Linked DNA regions of Homo sapiens: region 2 is linked to region 1. Evidence: chromatin loops called from intact Hi-C (ENCODE). Cell type or tissue: GM12878. All regions are shown on one strand.

The links. A loop is a pair of places that touch in the nucleus more often than their neighbours do. Peaks named below come from ENCODE experiments on the same cell type or tissue, not always from the same donor. Only the 100,000 strongest peaks of a DNase experiment are listed, where the experiment ranks them.
Region 2: it touches region 1 in a loop (3-fold over the local background); 26 of 110 quality-filtered maps call a loop at or near these places.

What each region holds. Positions count from the first base shown.
Region 1 is chr4:67,545,253-67,553,252 of GRCh38, forward strand. It overlaps CENPC (centromere protein C), which reads right to left and starts at 251. Exons shown (of 19, transcript NM_001812.4): 1 at 86-251. The coding sequence starts at 103. RefSeq lists enhancers at 6-245, 23-573, 5,137-5,226, 5,732-5,851 and a silencer at 396-535. In GM12878, a CTCF peak has its summit at 4,073; DNase peaks (open chromatin) are centred at 299 and 4,086; H3K4me3 peaks cover 1,214 bases; H3K27ac peaks cover 2,061 bases.
Region 2 is chr4:68,172,738-68,180,737 of GRCh38, forward strand. No RefSeq gene overlaps it. Among named protein-coding and RNA genes, the nearest start is that of TMPRSS11F, 47 kb to the left of the region's middle. In GM12878, a CTCF peak has its summit at 3,008 (motif pointing left); a DNase peak (open chromatin) is centred at 3,014.

The sequences.
Region 1 (8,000 bases):
TAGCATTTCCTTCTCCCCAGCCTCGGGCGCCCGTGCCCCAGCCAGCCGCTCAACCACTCGCCTGGAGCGGGGGGCCTGCACTTACCAGACCGGACGCAGCCATGTTCCGGCCCCGCTGAGCCAGCGCAACTGTCTGAGGTGGAAGCCCACACGGACCACAGCTCCAGGAAGCCGAGCAAGAAACGAATCGCCGGAATACCAGGCCGCGGCCAAGCAATAACCTTAAGTCTCAGGCGACTGCCGCGAGAGCTGCGATCCGGAAGGCGCGCGCTAACAACACTCCCCCGCCATTGGCTCCGCCCTCAACAAACAAGAACGCTTGGCCTGTGCCTGGGTTTGAACCCGGAGACACATGCGCAAAACGGGCCGCGCCGTCCAATAGGAAGCAAGCCGTTAGTGGGCTCGCCCCTTCATGCTCCAGGCCAACGGCCCTCCAGCCTGCAGACCCACCCGCCCGCCCTACCTCTAGCCGCTCTGCTCTTCCCACCTCCCTTCCTCAGCGCCGCGCCCGGGACAGGCGCGAGACTGGGCTTTTATTAGGAAGGCACGATCCTGGGAACCGCTCCTTGTGCCCAATGTAAAACTTCTCAACAGTTCTATTAAGGAATAATAAGTAATACTTGGAAGGATGAGAGGTAGAAATTGCAGACGACTTTTTTTTTAATAGAATCTTTTTTTGAAGAGATTTTTCTAATGCAGATTCGTCAGCCACGCCCAGCCCATCTAACCATCATCTCTGAAAATAATTGAATAATTATGTATAATAATGGTGATGATGGCTTGTATTCTTTTTCAAGTATGTGGGCGATATTTTTATGATGCATTGCCAACAAATGACCCACGTAAATATCTATCATTTAAGTATGATGCACTGAAAAGAATTCTATACAGAATCCTGAAACCTGCCAGCCATTGACTAGCTATGTTATGGAGGGCAAAATTGCGGCACCATTCTGGGTGTTTCCATAGTGATAGAATGGAAGTCTAAATTAGACGCTCTGAAGACTTCTCACCTGACCAGTGTATGATTCTATGAAGCTGTATCTTATTTTATTATTTAATTTAAAATTACAAGAAAATTCTAATCAGAAAATAGTTTACTAATTGAATAAATACATTAATCAGGAGTTGAGCTAATAGATTTTTAAAACATGTAGTGCTTTAACAAATGCTGTCAACTATGAAGGCCAATTTTTTTATTTTATTTATTTTTTTGATAGAAAAAAAGGAACTATGATCTCTGACTGAAATTAGGCCTGGATTGCACTCCATTCCATTAATTCTGCCATTATGGGCAACTAAGTTATCTGTTCCTTAATTCTCTTGTCTGCAAAATGAGAATACTATTAAAGTGGTTGAGATGTTGTAATTGAATAATTCCTGTTAAGATCTAAGCACAATGTTTGGAACATAGTAAGAATTCAATAATAAAGCTATTGGAATCATTATGGAGAGTTTTTTACTATGTTTGGCAGTTTTGCCAATCAGTCCAACTTATAATTTGGTGCTGTCACATTTGGAATAGATAATGATAAACACTAACATTTATTGACTGCATACTCTATGCCCAGTTCTGAAATGCTTTGCATGCATTGAAGAGAACAATTAATATTCCTGTTTTATAAACAAGGGCACTGAAACACAGAGAGCTAAGTGTCTTACCCAAGATCACATCACCACTAAATGGTAGGATGGGTTATTATCCCAAGAATTCTCACTCCACAACTGAGCTCTTAATCACTACACTCTTTGCCTCTGGGTAAGAAATTTTAGCAAGCACGATTATAGATGTAAAGTCCCACATGTAAAATTATATCCTCCTGCTTCCACTGGAAACTAAGTCCCACACTTATTTTGAGAAATTTGGAATGCAATGGCTTGTGCTGCTGCAGAAAGCAGGCCACAGAGGGCGTTGAGGATTAACTGTTCTAAAGAAAATAGAGCAGTACTCTTATAAAAACAGTTGTGGAGACTCCACAGTTTCCAGAGAAACGTTTTACTTCCATATGTACTTGTTGTAGTACTTAATAGCCCACCATGGTTTTAGTATCCTAAAATAGGATTGCTAATTAATGGGGGGAGTAATATTTATTTAAAAACCCAAGTTTGTCGTTATAAATCTCCCCCCAAAATACATCAAAGATTACTTCTTATGAACTGCTAGGACAATCTTGAAGTTTTCTTTCACAACTACTTACCTAGTTAAGGGGTGTGTGTGCATGTGTGTATTTACATATCAGTATATGGAAGTATTAACATATACATAATTAGATGTGTATATGGGAACATAAAGTATCCAGAAATTTGGCTTGAAAGAGAAGTAAAAAAAACTTTTCGTTACTTATGGTTTTAGGTACATAATTTAAAATTTGTAAATCTTGAAACTATTTCAAAGAATATTTTGTTTTAGATCTTTGATTTCCATCAAATAACTATGGTATGGGTATTTACTACCAAAGTGTCTTCCATTAAGTGTTAGCACAAAAATATTCACAACTGAACTAACACTTAAAAATTAGTCTGTATTCATTCCCACCCCACAGCTTAACATGTGCATCTGTCCTGGTGAGTGGATAAACAAATGTACCTCAATGCAGTGCAATACTCTTCAGCAATAAAAGCAAACTACTGATATACAATATGGATGAATCTTGAAAGCACTGTACTAAGTGAAAGAAGCTGGACATCAATGACTGTATGAAAAGAAATCAAATCGCTGGTTACCAGGGGTTGAGGAGGGTGGGGGAAAAAAGACTGTAAAGGAATAAGAGGGAACTTTTTGCGGTGCTGAAAATATTCTATGTCTTGATTACGATGGTAGTTACATGGCTATATCTATTTGTCAAAATTCCTAGTTAGAACTGTGCCCCTGAAAAAGGCGACCTTTTTTTTTTTGAGAAAGGTCTTGCTTGGTTGCCCAGGCTGGAGTGCAGTGGCACAATCAAGGCCCACTGCAGCCTCTACCTGCTGGGCTAAAATGATTCTCCTGCCTCAGCCTCGTGAATATCTGGGACCACAGGCATGCACCACCACACCCTGCTAATTTTTTTTTTTTTAATTTTTTGTAGAGATGGGATCTTCCTATGTTGCCCAAGCTGGTCCTGAACTCTTGGGCTCAAGTGATCCTCTGGCTTCTGCCTCCCGAATTGCTGGGTTACAGGCATGAGCCACCACACCTGGCCAAAATAGTGACTTTTACAGTAAATTATACCTCAGTAAATCTGTGAGAGCGATGATAAAAGAGAGAAAGAGAAAATGAGAGAGACTCAAAGGCACTGTATGAAAACCAAATGCAATGTGTAAACTTTGATTAGAGTCTAGTTCAAAACAAAGTAACTGTAAAGAGCATTAAGCAATAAGTGAAAATGAAAAAATTAATTTTCAGATGATATTAGAGAATTGTAAAGTTTTCTTAGGTATTATAATGTGATTATGTCTATGTAATTTGTCCTTACTCTTAGGATATGCATATCAAAGTATTTAGAGGTAAAATGTCTTGTGATATTTGTAAGTACTTTGAAATTGTTAATCATAAAGAGATTGAGATAGTTAAATACATACGGCAAAATATTAACAATTATTGAATCTAGTTCATTGGTGTGTTTATTAACAATACTCTTTCAGTTTCTCTGTATGTTTGAAATATTTCATAGAAAAATGATGGGGAAACTTGAACTTAATAAAATTGCTTAAGTTCTAAAAACTTTTGCAAAAACATTTATTATTTATTCTGCAAAAGTCAAAAGTGAAAATATTAGCAAATGACTATCATATAATTTTGTCAGAAAAATTACACATGAAAAATGAATTTCTTCTAAAAAGTATAGCATAGTCACAATTATAACAATATTTGCTAAGATAAAATAGACTTAGTTTTATGATTTTGGTTTTTTTTTATAATGTAATTTTTTTTCTTTTACTCCTTACTGCCAAATGTTGGTCCCTCTGTTAAGGAGATTCATTTAAGTATCCTTTTCTGATAAAAAATTATCCTCCAATAGAAATGCTATCTATGCTATGTAGACCATAATGGAAAAGTTAATAAAATGTGCTTGCAATGTACAGGTAGGTGGCAGCAATGTTTACAAAATAGTTTTACCACGCTATGAGTTGTTAAGGTCTGCAATGTGTCATTAATTGTAAAGTGCTATATAAATTAACTGATCTTTACATTTCCTAAATTACCTTTGTGTCAACCATTGCTTATTAGTTATAGTTATATTCTATTATGTACACATTGTTTCTCTTAAGATCACAACAAATAACACTATTCTGTAGATCTCCATTCTGCATCCTATAAGATAGGATAGTTTACTTCTAGTCAACTTATTTTCTACTCACACAAAGGAAATTTTGTCATTGAAAACACATTAAGATTTTCAAAAGCTTAATAAAATGGTTCTGCATTGTAATTTTACTCTTGAGAGGACTTAAATTACCCTGAGTGAAAATTGGCAAGTAATGTAGGATACTGTTTTTAAATTTCAGGCAGTCATTGCTTTGCAAAGTAGTACAGGACCCTTAAAAAGACCCTGTAAGCTGAAACCATGCAAACCGATCTTTGCTTGGGAAAAATTCTGATTGTTTCATGACCTTTAAAAAAAAATTATCAGCTGGAGGCGGTGGCTAACGCCTGTAATCCTAGCACTTTGGGAGACTGAGGCTGGCGGATCACCTGAGGTCAGGAGTTCAAGATCAGCCTGGCCAACGTGGCAAAACCCCGTCTCTACTAAAAATACAAAAATTAGCTGGGCGCAGTGGCTCACGCCTGTAATCCCAGCACTTTGGGAGGCCGAGGCAGGCGGATCACGAGGTCAGGAGATCGAGACCGTCCTAGCTAACATGGTGAAACCCTGTCTCTACTAAAAAATACAAAACAATTAGCCGAGCATGGTGGCGGGTGCCTGTAGTCCCAGCTACTCGGGGGGCTGAGGCAGGAGAATGGCATGAACCCGGGAGGCGGAGCTTGCAGTGAGCCGAGATCGTGCAACTGCACTCCAGCCTGGGCAACAGAGCGAGACTCCGTCTCAAAAACAATAAAAATAAAGATACAAAAATTAGCCAGGAGTGGTGGTGTACGCCTGTAATCCCAGCTACTCGGGAGGCTGAGGCAGGAGAATTGCTTGAACCTGGGAGAGAGGCTGCAGTGAGCCGAGATCACGCCACTGTACTGCAGCCTGGGAGACAGAGCGAGACTCAGCCTCAAAAAAAAAAAAAAAAAAAAATTATCAAAATATTAACATGTCTCTTGCTGTCAGTTATAAATTTATGGGGAAATGAAAAAATAGTAAAACTAATACTTATATAGCACATTGTAACTCAAAGCATTAGAAACATTGAGCATTAAAGTGCTTTAGTTCTCAGTTTTGTTTTCTATTTTTTTATTTTTGGCTCCTGACAGGAAACATGCTTTAGTTCTTTGTAAAAAAAAAAAAAAAGAAAGCTATCAAGAATAGTTTGAACAGTGCCTGCCTCCTCAGCTGTAAGTTATGATACAGTGTGAGCATCTTTTGGTGAATTGTTATACTACTTGCTAAGCCTGGGTCATTTTAAATTAAGTATATGTGGCATAGGATATATAACATATTTGTAAATTCAAGTGTCTATGGAAACTCATAAACAATAAAATACCAAAATGGTAACTTGCAGACAGTACCTAAAAGTAAGAGTTGTTTTGTTTTGTTTTGTTTTGTTTTGTTTTGTTTTGTTTTTTTCCGGAGGCTCCATCATTCACCTAAAAGTAAGAGACAACAGGAAGATAAACTAGAAGCAAAGACACAGGGCAGAAGTGATGTGCTGTTGACCTAGAGAAAATCTGACTAATATTGAAAAGTGCGGCCAGGCACGGTGGCTCATGTCTATAATCCCAGCATTTTGAGAGGCCAAGGCAGCAGGATCACTTGAGGCCAGGAGTTCACAACCAGCCTGGGCAACATAGTGAGACCCAGTCTCAACAAAAAATCAAAAATTTAAAAATTTAGCCAGGTGTGATTGCATGTGACTAGTTTCAGCTTCTCAGGAGGCTGAGGTGGGAGGATTGCTTGCCCCATGGCCCTCTGCCTAGGCAATAGAGCAAGACTCCTTCTCTTAAACTAAAAATAAAAATTTTAAAAGTGTTCATGTTGACAGAATGGAACTAGATTATGGGGCAACTTCAATGTCAGGATAACTTTTCACTTATCCTATGGACAATGGGGAACTGTGGTATAATCAGGGTTCAATTACATAAAAGAAAATTTGTAGCCAGGCGCGGTGGCTCACGCCTGTAATCCCAGCACTTTGGGAGGCTGAGGCGGGCGGATCACCTGAGGTCCGGAGTTTGAGACCCGCCTGACCAACGTGGCGAAACGCCATCTCTACTAAAAATACAAAAACAATTAGCCGGGTGTGGTGGCACATGCCTGTAATCCCAGCTACTCGGGAGGCTGAGGCAGGAGAATTGCTTGAACCCAGGAGACGGAGGCTGCAGTAAGCCGAGATCACACCACTGCACTCCAGACGAGGCGACAGAGCGAGATTCCGTCTCAAAAAAAAAAAAAAGAACAATTTGTGATGGCTAGTTTTGGCAAAAAGGGATCTGCTACCTGCATTTAACAGCTCATAAAATTTTTGAGAGGATGAAGAAACAGTGTATTTTGGATTTTCAGGAATAATTCCCAAATGCACATTGAAGAACTAAGCCATTAAGAGGCAGCTGATGTTTCTACAGTTATAAAACAAATAGAAAAATTGGGAAGCTGACATTAATGCTTATGTCTCCAAGATCATACTGACATCATGCAATCAGGAAGCCACCACAATTACAAAGCTGCCACGTTATGGAAATCACTATAAGAATTAAAGAAAGAGGAAAGAAACACAAAAAGTGGCTTGACAGCCAAAGACAGGTTTATTTTAGAGAAAACCCAAGGGGGCTTCTGGCCAAGTTAGGTCAGAGGCACACTCTCTTACAGACTAAGAGTTTTTAAGGATTCAGGGTGGGAGAGTTTATCAGAGGCTTGTACTGCTTCTGTGTCTCTTTGCTGTGCTTATCTGGGAGGAAGACTTGTGTGTCTGTTCCCATACATCTTTCTGCGCTGCAGGCATACTCCCCCGAGTCTGCTTTTAGCTTCCCTATCTTAGTGCACCTGAAGGGAAAGGAACGTGCTTATTAAGGCCCACTGTTTTACTGGGGCCCATTGTATGAGGGTGAAGTTTGGCAGTTACCCAAGAGACTTTCCCCCCACCTCCCTCTGTGCCCAAGCTGTCTTATCTGTTTTACTCTCTGCTCTTTCTGGCTGCTTGTAGTTAGAAGAGAAGTGATTTCCTTGAAATGCATGAGGCTAAAAAGGGAGCTGGAACTTAAAGTGGCAGTATTTGAGATGATGGTGCTCCTGCTCTGTCAGTCACTACCAATAAGAATTCTCCAATGAGTCTGGGTATGGTGGCTCATGTTTAATTCCAGCACTGTGGGAGGCTAGGATAGGCAAATTTCTTGAGGCCGGGAGTTGGAGACCAGCCTGGCCAATATGGTGAAACCCCATCTCTACTAAAAATACAAAAATTAGCAAGGCCATCATTGTTACAGAAGTGATATTAGTAGCTCTGTCAGAACAGTTTAATTTGCTAACCCTTATAACTGTCAGTACAAAGAGTTGCATCTGGGATGATAAGAGCTTTTCCTATTACGTATTTTCAAACTATTTTTGTAGTGGAAAATGTCACTTTTGTTACTGAGGAGTAGTTTTTGGATGCCAGGTAGATACGGGAAACTGGTTTTCATACTAGGTAACTCACAGAATAATGGTAGCTTATTCTATACTTATACAGTAGTGGTGGCACACTACTGTAATCCCAGCTACTCAGGTGGCTGAGGCATGAGACTCGCTTGAACTCGGGAGGCGGAGGTTACAGTGAGCCAAGATGGTGCCACTGCACTCCAGCCTGGAGGACACAGCTAGACTCTGTCTCAAAAAAAAAAAAAAAAAAAAAAAAAAAAAAAGAATCCTCTCAGAGCAGAA
Region 2 (8,000 bases), 630 kb after region 1:
GAGGTGAGGAACTTGTTGGGAACTGGACCAATGGTGACCCTTGTTATGTTTTGGCAAAGAGACTAGCAGCATCTTGCCCCTGCCCTAGAGATTTGTGAAACTTTGGGAGGCTGAGGTGGGTGGATCACCTGAGGTCAGGAGTTTGAGAACAGCCTGGCCAACATGGTGAAACCCCATGTCTACTAAAAATAAAAAATATTAGCCAGGCATTGTGGTGGGTACCTGTAATCCCAGCTGCTAGGGAGGCTGAGGAAGGAGAATCACTTGAACCCAGGAGGCAGAGGTTGCTGTGAGCCGAGATTGCACCATTGCACTCCAGCATGGGCAATAAGAGTGAAACTCCATCTCAAAAAAAAAAAAAAAGAAAAGAAACTGAACTGGAGAGAGATGATGATTTAGGGTATCTGGTGGAAGAAATTTCTAAGCAGCAAAGCATTCAAGAGGTGACTTGGGTGCTGTTAAAGAAATTCAGTTTTATAAGGGAGGCAGAGCATAAAAGTTCTGAAAATTTTCAGGCTGACAATATGACAGAAAAGAAAATCCCATCTTCTGAGGAGAAATTCAAGCCAGCTGAAAAAATTTGCATAAGTAATGAGGAGCTGAATGTTAATCTTCAAGACAATGGGGAAAATGTCTCTAGGGCATGTCAGAGGTCTTCTCGGCAGCCCCTCCCATCACAGGCCCAGAGGCCTAGGAGAAAAAAGTGGTTTTGTGGGCCAGGCCCAAGGTCCCCATGCTGTGTGCAACCTAGGGACGTGGTGCCCTGCATCCCAGCTGCTCTAGCCATGACTAAAAGGGGTCAATGTAGAGCTCAGCTGTGGCTTTAGAGGGTGCAAGCCTCAAGCCTTGGCAGCTTCCATGTAGTGTTGAGCCTGCAAGTGCACAGAAGTCAAGGATTGGGGTTTAGGAACCTTGGCCTAGATCTCAGAGGATGTATGGAAATGCCTGGATGTCCAGGCAGAAGTTTGCTGCAGGGGCAGGGCTGTCATGGAGAACCTTTGCTAGGGCAGTGCAGAAGGGAAATGAGGGGTCTGAACTCCCACACAGACTCCCTACTGGGGGACCACCTAGTGGAGCTGTGAGAAGAGGGCCACCGTCCTCCCGACCCCAGAATGTTAGATCCACTGACAGCTTGCACCGTGTGCCTGGAAAAGTTGCAGACACTCAACACCAGCCCATGAAAGCAGCTGGGAGGGAGGCTGTACCCCACAAAGCCACAGAGATGGAGCTGCTCAAGACCATGGGAACCCACCTCTTACATCAGCATGACCTGGATGAGAGACATGGAGTCAAAGGAGATCATTTTTGAGCTTTAAGATTTGACTGCCCATTGGATTTTGGACTTGCATGGGGCCTATAGCCGCTTTGTTTTGGCCAATTTCTCCCATTTGGAACGGCTGTATTTACCCAATGCCTGTACCCCCTTTGTTTCTAGGAAGTAACTAACCTGCTTTTGATTTTCCAGGCTCATAGGTGGAACGGACTTGCTTTGTCTCAGATGAGACTTTGGACTATGGATGTTTGAGTTACTGCTGAAATGAGTTAAGACTTTGGGGGACTGTTGGGAAGGCATGATTGGCTTTAAAATGTGAAGACATGAGATTTGTGAGGGGCCAGCGTGGAATGATATGGTTTGACTGTGTCCCTGCCCAAATCTCATCTTGAATTTCCAAGTGTTGTGAGAGGGACCCAGTAAGAGGTAATTGAATCATGGGGGCAGGTCTTTCCCATGCTGTTCTCATGATAGCAAATAAGTCTCACAAGAGCTGATGGTTTTAAAAAGGGAAATTTCTCTGCACAAGCTCTCTTTGCTGGCTGCCATCCATGTAAGATGTGACTTGCTCCTCCTTGCTGTCCACCAGGATTGTGAGACTTCCCCAGCCATGTGGAACTTTAAGTCCAATTAAACCTCTTTGTTTTGTAAATTGCCCAGAATCAGGTATGTTTTTATCAACAGTGTGAAAACGACTAATACAGTGTTCTAACAAAAATACAAATGACATGTCATCAGAGAACGGGAGAGGAGAGAATAATTTTTGCCAAGTCTTTTTTATATGAAATTTGAGCTGGGCTCTGAAGGAAATTAGAGTTTTAATTGGCATGTTGTGTTGCTAAAGGGAGGAACCCATAGGCAGGACTGGGAATTTAGATACCATTTAGATTACGAAGGGCTTGAAAATAAAATTTTAAAAGTTATCTTTCTTAGCTGGGCATGTTGGCACATGCCTGTACTCCCAGCTACTTGGGAGGCTGAGGCAGGAGAATTGCTTGAACCCAGGAGGCAGAGGTTGCAGTAAGCCAAGATCACACCATTGCACTCCAGCCTGTGCAACAGAGCGAGACTGTCTCAACAAAGAAAAAAAAAAGATAAAAAGTTATGCTTCATGTATTAGTAAATCACCAAAGACTTGCAAGACTAGTTAGGAAACCATCAAGACTTAGGACTGATGGGGAAAGATGATAGAAAAGGAGAAATTAAAGGGGATAATAAATTTTCAAGAACAGTAATGCCATTAAATAAATGGGTGAACATATAAAGAGGAGCACATATGTAAGTCAAATGATAAAATGGGGTGGACATATTAAGTTTTGGGGGCCTTGCATTATTTGGAGTGGTCAAGTAGGCAGCTGGAGGTATAAAACAGAGTGTAGTGTTCTAAACCTGGCAGTTATTATAATTACCCTGCATTGCATTTGCTGTGTACTGGTACTTTCCACTTGGTTATGTGGTTTTTAGAGCAGAATCTATTACTTAAATACATCTTTATTTATCATGGAACTTGTTACTGTCCTTTGCAAGAATGAGTTTTTTTTTTTAATGGAATCACGGTTTATATTTTGTATTTGCCAGAAATAAGGATGGGGGGGGTAGGTTTTCACTTTGTCTATTCTTCTGTCTCCTGCTGGGATTGTATTTTGCTCATTTATGAGACTTCTCAAGTTAACAATGTTACGTTTGACATTTAGGGGAAACATGAGAAGCCTGATACTTGGGTTGTAGTGCCCTCTGCTGGGAAAAGTGATAGAACATAGGGGTGTTCTCGCAGAAAAGAAAAAAACAGAAGTTGAGATGTCAGAGACAGTAATTAATGTCTTTTTATCCTTTAAGCAAGTATATATGTGCATATATATTTTACATAAAAAAAAACTCAAAATAGTGAATGTATTTAAACATCAAGTTATTCTGGTAATTTAAAATGCAATTCCGTTTATAAAAACTAGCTTAACAAATTTCATTAACACATTTATGGAAAGCAAAAATAAATGATAAATCTGTCATATACAATTATGTCCCATTTGAGCTTAAAGAAACATAATTATAGGATTTCAGTTATTTATGACTACGCAACCATATGATTTTCCAAGACTGTTCGATGCAAAATTTTCAATTCATTTATATCAAGCTAAATGTCCCAATTTAGGCTGGGAAAATATGTTCACCATATTCATAAATATCTCATCAATATTTAATGACTAATGATTTATTGAAAATATCTCATTTAAATTGAAATTTCTTTAAACAAAGGTTAATGAATTTTTTTTCCTTTTGGTTATAAAGTAACCATGCTCATTATGGAAAATATAAGACAGACTCCAGAAATCATTCATAATATCACTAGAATAAACTCTGTTTAAAAAAAACACTCTGGTGTCCTATATTTTTTCTAGTCTTTTTTTCTACTCGTGTTTTATATAGCAGAGACAAACTACAGAGCAGTTTTACGTAACTTTTTTCTTTGCATGATGACTTATAAATCTGTGCAATTTTAAAGAATTCTCATCCCAACATTGTACTTGTTTCCTTTTCCCTTTTCTACCCAATTAAAGATAAAACTTCTTCAATACTAGCACAGAGCTTTTGATCATTACACCAGAAAGCATCTCTTGCTTGTCAGAACCTTCCAGGCTCTACTTCTACTCCTCTTTGATCTGGAACTGCACTGTTGCCTACTAGTCATCATTCTAGTTTATTCCCAGAGCCCTCTACTGTTTACTCTGTGAAAACTATTTGTTCTTTGCTACAGTAGAAATTAGTGCCAGCGGTCTTTTTCAACAAATTAGGCCAGAGAAACTTCTGTATCTCCAAATATACATGTTCTGTCTCATGTTTCTCAGCCTCCTTAAAGTTAAAAGGGGCCATTTAACAAGTTTTGGCAAATGATCTAGGAGCATTAGTGGATATATTTTCATTCTGTTAGTGGGTCTATTAGCAGCATTCTCTTGCTCTGTGATTAGGATTGTGAAGGCAAATGTTCACACGGCATAGCCACAAGATGAAAGCAGCCTGCATTGCTAATCCAGCAGCCTGGGAGAGTCATCCTACTGTCAATACCTATGAGTGAGAAGTAAATTTTGGTGTGCTAAGCTATGGAGATTTAAGTGTATGGAGCCACAGTAAAATCTAGCCTATCCTGACTAATACATGATAGTATATTCAGTCACAGTGTTTGACAATGTTGTTTTCTCTGCTTTGGGTGCCCTTCCCAAGCACCTCCATCCCTTCACCAAGAAGTTTTTCTTGAGCTTCCTCTTATTCATCCCACAGGACTCATCTCAGGGGCGTTTACTTGATAAACTTTTGATTGCCCCCACCCCTCATTCTGGGTTAGCTGTCTGTCCCATATGCTTCTGTAGTACCATAAGTATATAAATGAACAGTTCTTGGATATTTATGGATTGATGAAATTATTTTGTAGGTATTAGTTATATAAACTTTTCTTTAGAATAATTATTAGAATAATTAGAATAGATCAGCAGTTTTCAGAGTGTTTTCTGCAGACCCCTAAGGGTCTCTGAGGCTTTTTCAGGAAGTCTGTGAAATCAAACTAACAGTGAAAATAGATTAGTGGCAAAAAAGGCTGGGACTTTTAGCAAATCAAGGTAAAGGCAACAAACTGTACCAGGAGTCATTGCATCATTGTATTTTTCACTGCCATACATTTGCAGTAAAAAAAAAAATCCAACTTTATTTAAGAATGCCCTGGATGAAACATTAAAGATTATAAATTGCATTGCCTTTTGAAATTGAGTACATACATGTCTTTGTTATGAATGACAAAAGAGAGGTAGACATAAGCATGGTTGCTGCATAATTGAATTGAATGGCAATCTTGAGTAAAAGCACTGAAGTAATTTTATGATTTGCAAGGTGAATGCATCATTTTTACCGTGGAACAACATTTTATTTGCTAAGAGTGACTGAAAACCTATTAGAATCAGAATCAGTATTTAATATATTTAGAATCTGCATGTGGCAGATATTTTCAGAAAATGACTATTTGTTGCTAATTATGAAATATGAGATTTATTAAGAAAATTAGAATTTTGGTAAACTTATTTGTGCTACCGTGAACCTGACATCCCCATAATACTTAAAAGATTTTATAATGTGATCAGTGATATTAATGAACATGACTTTGTGACACAGTACAATGAAAGGTGTCAACATTTGGAATATTTACTTAACTCAGTGTAGTTGTCTGTTCTCACACTGCTGTAAAGACATACCTGAGACCTGGTGATTTATAAAGAAAGGAGATTTAATTGACTCACAGTTCCATATGGTTGGGGAGGCCTCAGGAAACAACATTCATGGTGGAAGGCGAAGGGGAAGCCAGACACATCTTACATGGCGTCAGGAGAGAGACAGCGAAGGAAGCCACACACTTTTAAACCGTCGGCTCTCATAAGAACTCACTCACTATCACAAGAACAGCATGGGGGAAACAACCTCCATGATCCAATCGTTTCCCACCAGGCCCCTCCTCTGACACATGGCAATTACCATTCAAGATGAGATTTGGGTGGGGACACAGAGCCAAACCATATCACTCAGTTAACCAACATTTTCAAAAAGACATACAAATTATGTCACAGAATCATGCATGAATAAAATATCCATTCAAAATGCAAGATATACTAATGGATTTCAATATAACAACACGTAAAAAGTTTGTTGATATGGTTCAATCAACAAGAACAAAAGCAAAAAACGTTGCCTCCAGAGAAAGTACCAAAGTTCTTACTATTCCAGATTCCTAGGTGCAGAAGAGGGTTCCTCATAAAAGCTTGGCTGAACTCCCCTACATTCTCCCTTTCTATGCTACAGCACTGCTGTCCTTTGCTTCGAGGCTGCTACCCACCCCAGAAACTATTAAGAGTGATGGGATGGTCCTATCAACCTTTTCCATCAATAGAATAGAAACTAACATATAGATTTTTAGTTGTAGGAAAATGCTAAGAGGTTTCTATGACTACAAAAGTCAACTATTCTTTTGAAACAGGGAGGCTAACAATCTGAGCAGGCTCATTTATAACAGTAAGTACACAGACTCATGAAATAGCTCCTACCCATATAGGAGTGTTGGAGAAAGGAAAATAAAATGAAATAAAAACCCAGCAGAATATGGGTAAGAATGGAAGGACCCATCTTTAGCGTTCATACACACTCTCTTCAGAGGATGTGGAGGGCCCAAGTCCCTTTCTTTCCCAGAAGAGTAACCTTTCCTAAGAGGAACACATGCCACAAATTAAGATTTTACATTTTTTTTGGTTTTGTTTTTGTTTTTGACAGGACTCAACACTCTGAGAAAATGAGAGAGCCAAAAACTCTACATTATTAAAGCAATGCTTCCAAGGATGTTATAGAATAATAATAAGCAAAAAAACAAATTCAGCAGTTTATCGGATCCAAAGAGCCATGTAGAATGTCTTGTGGCTGAGAATGAATGAAGAAAGAAATGAATGAAGGAAGAAACATAAGCAGCTGAAAACTGAAAAGACCAAACTCCAAAAAGGGTTCAGTAGAAAGGGAACTTGATCTAGATGCTGGTTTTATAGAAAAATCAGAGTTACAGAACCTGTATCACCCCACAGACACTGTAAAAGGCCTAATTAATATTTAAGAATAAAGGAGAGATGAGGAGCAAATATAAAACAGTTTAGGTCAGCTATATAACAAAAAATCACCAAGCCAGTGATAATCCAGTTTTTCACTCTGCAGTGCTCTAAAAGAAGCATCCTTCCCAGAACTTAAAAAAATTATGATTATTGACTGGACATTAAGTTTTTGGACTTGGAAAACACTGAGCTCTCTGAGGTTTCATTTCTTCTGATAGAAACTAAATAAATACCTAGAATAATCTTTTAAAGTAATCATTGTTTTTCTTTTCTTAATCTCAGGATTTTAAAGTATAGAAATCCAATATGTGTAATAAACAATCTACATTGTCATACCCTTTTAAAACACTTTCATTGAAACCTCTTTTGTACTATGAATGAACTGCATGCATTTTGTTATGCACATTTAATTAATTTGTATAAAATATTTAAGATAAATATTTCTAATTAAAACTAGCTGTGTCAAATTTTGCACTACTCTTAATGATAACATCAAAACTATCAGGAAACATAGTTAAAAATTGTATTTTATTGGCCTGGCACAGTGGCTCCTGCCTGTAATCCTGGCACTTGGGGAAGCCAAAGCAGGAGAATGACTTGAGGCCAGGAGTTTGAGACCAGCCTGGGCAACATAGTGAGACCCTATCTCTACATTTCTTAATTTATTTTGTGAAGAAAACAACCAACGTGGTAGTAGTTCTTTTTTAACAACAACAACAAAAAATTATTTACAAGTTTATATAATTAAGTAGAGCATACTTTAATTTGTAACATTTTGTTTATGGTATGTTTAAAAATATTTTAAAATATCCATGGAATTATCAATTTGTTTTGAATACCGTATGGTAGACATAATACTAATTGGCAGTATTTGATTTTAATAAATAATTCATAAAATTTTTAATACATAAAACAGCTGCATCTGCATTGCTACTTCTCATTGCAAAGTTTTGTCATTAACAAACTTTAATTCAGTAACATACAGAATTCAGTTTAAGTTGTAGCTTAAAAATTTGTCAGATACCATCAAGCTATTTTCACTTTAAGGTATACAAATATTTATTTGAAAAAAAAATGATTTTTTAACAAAGAAAATGGAG